Linked DNA regions of Homo sapiens: region 1 is linked to region 2. A link is an interaction called in ENCODE POLR2A ChIA-PET data of the cell type or tissue named here. Cell type or tissue: OCI-LY7. All regions are shown on one strand. Links, peaks and the distances in the headings refer to the core of each region. The heading gives the core; the rest is flanking DNA. Region 1 overlaps UBE2E2 (ubiquitin conjugating enzyme E2 E2). Region 2 has its middle 190 kb from the start of UBE2E1.

What was found. ChIA-PET counts read pairs that join two places held together with the same protein. Peaks named below come from ENCODE experiments on the same cell type or tissue, not always from the same donor. Only the 100,000 strongest peaks of a DNase experiment are listed, where the experiment ranks them.
Region 1: POLR2A ChIA-PET joins it to region 2 with 12 read pairs; 2 of 35 experiments call an interaction of 5 or more read pairs at or near these places.

The regions. Positions count from the first base shown.
Region 1 is chr3:23,563,196-23,566,117 of GRCh38, reverse strand. The region is part of intron 5 of UBE2E2 (ubiquitin conjugating enzyme E2 E2); the gene reads right to left. Among named protein-coding and RNA genes, the nearest start is that of UBE2E1, 240 kb to the left of the region's middle. In OCI-LY7, for the core only: no CTCF peak of the experiment used is centred there; no DNase peak of the experiment used is centred there.
Region 2 is chr3:23,615,777-23,618,698 of GRCh38, reverse strand. No RefSeq gene overlaps it. Among named protein-coding and RNA genes, the nearest start is that of UBE2E1, 190 kb to the left of the region's middle. In OCI-LY7, for the core only: no CTCF peak of the experiment used is centred there; a DNase peak (open chromatin) is centred at 1,528; H3K4me3 peaks cover 645 bases; H3K27ac peaks cover 1,310 bases.

The sequences.
Region 1 (2,922 bases), core at 136-2,635, 52 kb after region 2:
ATTTGACAGAGGGCTAAGACTACTGCAAAAAAGGGAAAATACATGGCAAAAAACTTTATGCTCAGTAAGTGTGAGGTGTTGGCTTATACATTAAAACAACGCATTAATATGTAGTGGCTTCCATCTCTCTAAGTTCAAAAGCAACAAATGAATGACAACTCTGGACAACAATTTAGTCTACATTGTCATTCTGGTCTTCCCTAGGGAGACCAATCTCAGAAAGAAGAAAACGATCTCATGACGGAGGTTCTTAAAGCACAAAAAGGAGGAAAGAAAAGAGGTGGCAGAAGCGCTTATCAAAGTGATCTGCGAACACACTAAGTCCTTTCCAATGATGCTGAACTATTAGGCAGAAGCATCTTGCCCTGTGAGAGGGGAAACATTTAAAAAGACCAACTGCTTATTGTGGGATTTTCCTAATCAGAATTTTAAACTGGATTTTAAACCTTTTCAGAGTTGAGCCAACTTCCCTTTAGCCAGAGGGCCCCTATAACCTCCCTAGGTGGAAATCCCAACCTTCTGCTTCCTGCAGCTTCCCTAAGCAGGTCTTTGATTACGTCTAACAAGCCCTGTTGCACTGGCCTCTGTAACCTGTTGACCTTTCTCACCTTAATTCTCCCAGTCCAGCTGCAAACCTCTTTCACTGAAAAAAAAAAAAAAAAAAAAAAAAAAAGCCATGCCTATTTTTGGGATAAGGACATACAAAAGAAATCTCCAAGTTTCTCACTGTTCATGAGAGTGTAATAATTAGAGTTGGGCCTCTCTCTAAAAGACTGCACAGCAGCTTTGTAAAGTAGTGGAAATCCGGCTTGCATCTGGTTGCCTCCCTCCCTCCCTATTTGGCTAATTCCGGGACCTATTTCCCCTTCCTGACACGTTCATATACCTTGACTCACATCATAATGTGACTGTCACCTAATGTGTCATCTCTCCCAGAGGGATGCACATTTTCAAAGAGAACCATAAAGAGAAGCTATATTTAACAAAAATAAATGAAACTGACACAAAATAATGGGAACAAAAGCGTGTCTGTGTGTGTGTGTATATTGTTTACTTTTTTGACAAGGAGGAATTTTCGGTTCTTCAAGTTACACAGCTGAAAGCCGCCACCCACTCTCCCACTGTAAAGTACCTAGCACAATGTCTGGCACACAACTGCACCTTTTCCTTGCCCTTCTCATATGCCTGGTTTTGATTATTACTTCTCATGTAAGTAGCAGTGCCAGTCATTCTTCATGAAAATGTGACCCTCATTGGTGTTTTAATTTTTAAACATACATTTCAACATTTATATTACACTACTTTAATTCTTTCTCCAAGATACATCATTAAAGACAAGAACATGAGTTGTAGAAACCTGGCTTCTTGGTTGTGACCGCGCAGACCAGTAACAGGTGGAAAGCACCAGGCTTTCTACCCCGTGGATGTGCTGACAGAATCCTATCTACCAGGACCCTAACTCAACATCATATTTACTTAAGACTGGTCAAACCACAGAATTATGTTTGGAAATTCAAGGAATTTCCTTTTAATTCTGTATAAAATGAGACATGCTGAGGCCCCAATTTTAAAATGCTTGTGTGGTGGGCACAGTCACAGGTTCCCTAATGTGGTACCCTCATTTGGAGTATTTTTTGGAGATTGGATTTGGGTGTTAAAATTGAACATGGTAACAAGCACTACATTATACAGCCATATTTAAATTCTAAAATAGTTCTTTTTATAGCAGCCTTATAAAGTTTAATTCATCCCCTTGCACTGAGAGATTTAATGAATGCTTAAAACAGCTCCACCTATTTTTCTATAACTAGCTACATTTGTTTCCAATGTAAATATGCTGTGTATATTTGCATATTGATCATGCATATGTCCAGAGCTGTATTTTGGGGTGGGAAGTGGGGAGAGGCAATGAACAGACCTATTGCCCCTAAATGTGAATGCACTCACATTTACATCATCAATTATATTTTTACTTGTAAATCAGGTATCATTTGTACGTGTACCTATAATGTTTTCCCTGCTTAAATAACCATTCTTCACACACAAACACATGGTTGTTCTTAGGAATGGTAAAAAAAAACAGAAAAAACCTCTTTCCTTCCTTCCTTCTTTCTCTTTTCTTTTCTTTTTCTTTCTTTCTTTCTTTTGTTTTTGGAAGCTTAAATCAACCCTCTAGACCTCTAAGTTTTGCTCCATCTTGTCAGAGGTAACAGGACAAAACTTTTGGCCCTCACACATGCTATACTGTCTTAGGCCTAGAAAAAAACAAACAATGCAGTCTTACGGAAAATACACACCTCATTAACTACTTGGGGCAAATAATATTAATAGAATAAATGATCCTTTTAATTTTATTTACCAATATTTCACTTATAGCTACTTTTAGTGAGTATTCTTGCTTATATCCTTAAATGGTCAATTTGAAATTTATTGAATTCTTTAAAGGATGCAATACAGATAAACAAAGAGGTTAAAAGCTTCAAAGAAGAAATACATCAAAGAAAATAACATGACTTGCTGAGCACACTAAAAGATACTTCTTAGACATCTACAGAACTCTCCACCCCAAATCAACAGAATATACATTCTTCTCAGCACCACACACCTATTCCAAAACTGACCACATAGTTGGAAGTAAAACACTCCTCAGCAAATGTAAAAGTACAGAAATTATAACAAACTGTCTCTCAGACCACAGTGCAATCAAACTAGAACTCAGGACTAAGAAACTCACTCAAAACCGATCAACTACATGGAAACTGAACAACCCGCTCCTGAATCACTACTGGGTACATAACAAAATGAAGGCAGAAATAAAGATGTTCTTTGAAACCAATGAGAACAAAGTCACAACATACTAGAATCTCTAGGACACATTTAAAGCAGTGTGTAGAGGGAAATTTATAGCACTAAATGCCCATA
Region 2 (2,922 bases), core at 298-2,797:
CAAAGGACATGAACTTATCCTTTTTTATGGCTGCATAGTATTCCATGGTGTATATGTGCCACATTTTCTTTATCCAGTCTACCCAGTCTATGATTGATGGGCATTTGGGTTGGTTTGCTATTGTATAGTATTCCATGGTGTATATGTGCCACATTTTCTTTATCCAGTCTGTCCAGTCTATCATTGATGGGCATTTGGGTTGGTTTGCTATTGTGAACAGTGCCACAATGAACATATATGTGCACGTGTCCTTACAGTAGAATGATTTATAATCCTCTGGGTATATACCCAGTAATGGAATTGCTGGGTCAAATGGTATTTCTGATTCTAGATCCTTGAGGAATAGCCACACTGTCTTCCTCAATGGTTGAGCTAGTTTACAGTCCCACCAACAGTGTAAAAGCATTCCTGTTTCTCCACATCCTCTCCAGCATCTGTTGTTTCCTGACTTTTTAATGATCACCATTCTAACTGGCATGAGACGGTATCTCATTGTGATTTTGATTTGCATTTCTCCGATGACCAGCGATGATGACCCTTTTTTCATATGTTTGTTGGCTGCATAAATGTCTTCTTTTGAGAAGCATCTGTTCATATCCTTTGCCCACTTTTTGATGGGGTTTTTTCTTGTAAATTTGTTTCAGTTCTTTGTAGATTCTGGATATTAGCCCTTTGTCAGATGGATAGATGGCAAAATTTTTCTCCCATTCTGTAGGTTGCCTGTTCACTCTGATGATAGTTTCTTTTGCTGTGCAGAAGCTCTTTAGTTTAATTAGATCCCATTTGTCAATTTTGGCTTTTGTTGGCATTGCTTTTGGTGTTTCAGTCATGAAGTCTTTGCCCATGCCTATGTCCTGAATGGTATTGCCTAGGTTTTCTTCTAGGGTTTTTATGGTTTAAGTCTTTAATCCATCTTGAGTTAATTTTTGTGTAAGGTATAAGGAAGGGGTCCAGTTTCAGTTTTCTGCATATGGCTAGCCAGTTTTCACAACACTATTTATTATATAGGGAATCCTTTCCCCATTGCTTGTTTTTGTCAGGTTTGTCAAAGATCAGATGGTTATAGATGTGTGGTGTTATTTCTGAGGCCTCTGTTCTGTTCCATTGATCTATATATCTGTTTTGGTAACAGTACTGTGCTGTTTTGGTTACTGTATCCTCGTAGTGTAGTTTGAAGTCAGGTAGCGTGATGCCTCCAGCTTTGTTCTTTTTGCTTAGGGTTGTCTTGGCTATGTGGGCTCTTTTTTGGTTGCATATGAAATTTAAAGTAGTTTTTTCTAATTCTGTGAAGAAAGTTAATAGTAGCTTGATGGGGATAGACACATTCTATAAATCTATAAATTACTTTGGGCAATGCAGCCATTTTCATGATATTGATTCTTCCTATCCATGAGCATGGAATGTTTTTCCATTTGTTTGTGTCCTCTCTTGTTTCTTTGAGCAGTGGTTTGTAGTTCTCCTTGAAGAGGCCAGAACCAGCTTCTTTGAACCAGCTTCCTGAAAAACAGGAAGTTCTCAAGGCCGACTTCCTGGAGATGGAAGCTGAGACTACAGATTGTAAAAGCCTTGGCCTCAGGGGACCATCTCCAGGTTCTGCAAGGGGCTTCTTCAAACCTCTGTGTGTGGAGTCATTTTGTGCTGAGGAGCAGCTCCTTCCTGGCCCTGCACCTTCAAGCTCTCCCTGGGATGCTACAACATAAGGGGCACACGTTCTAGACACATGTTTATTTTTATTTCTCTTTGGCATCCTGTCTTCATCCCCTCAGAAGGTCTGTCTTGAGTTCCTATAACACTGTGACTCGCTCAAGCCAGACTCTGCCAAAACCAAGATACCCACTTACCTGAGTGGAAGAGGTGTTACTGAAACACCATGGGTTCCATCTGGGTCCCATCACTCACCACATAGAGAGCCAATCACTGAGAAAACGAGTATCACCAGGGAAGAAGGCTTTTTATTCAGGTGACGTTATCCTGGAGAATGGGAGATAAGTCTCAAATCCATCTCCTCAATGGACTAAAATTGGGGGTTTATGTAGCTGAGAAGGGATGGAATTGTGTGTGGGAAAACAGGAACTAGGGAAGGGTAAGGAAAATGAATAAAGCGACTGGTGTCTTACTGGCCGGATGCAGTGATCTGGTGAATTTTAGTCCTTTGCCTAAGGGTCAGTTTCCTGAAGAAGGAACCCAGATGAGACAAATAAGTTTCAAGTTTTAAGATGGGGGTGTCAATGTCTATGTTTATTCAAGAAAATCATAAAGGTCAGGCATGATGCCTCGCACCTGTAATCCCAGCACTTTGGGAGGCTGAGGCAGGTGGATTGCTTGAGGTCGGGAATTTGAGGCCAGCCTGGGCAACATGGTGAAACCTCATCTCTACAAAAAATACAAAAATTAGCCAAGTGTGGTGGTGCATGCCACCACATGTGTGGTCCTAGCTACTCAAGAGGCTAAGGTCAGAGGATCACCTGAGCCTGGGGAGGTTGAGGCTGCAGGGAGCTGTGATCGCACTTCAGCCTGGGCAACAGTGAGAACCTGTCTTAAAAAACAAAAAATATAATTTACAAATTTAATTCCCACGCATATCATATTTGACTTGTATAGGAAAATAAAGATCCTGTTGCATCTTGAACATGATCTAGAAAAAATGTTTATACTGGTAGGAGGATCACTTGAGCCCAGGAAGTTGAGGCTGCAGTGAGCCGTGATCACTCCACTGAACCCTAGCCTAGGCAACAGGTTCATTAAAAACAAAAAACAGGCCAGGCACAGTGGCTCATGCCTGTAATTCCAGCACTTTGGGAGGCTGAGGCAGGTGGATCACATGAGGCCAGGAGTTTGAGACCAGTTAGGCCAACATGATGAAATCCTGCCTCTACTAAGAACACAAAAATTAGCCAGGTGTGGTGGCGGGTGCCTGTAATC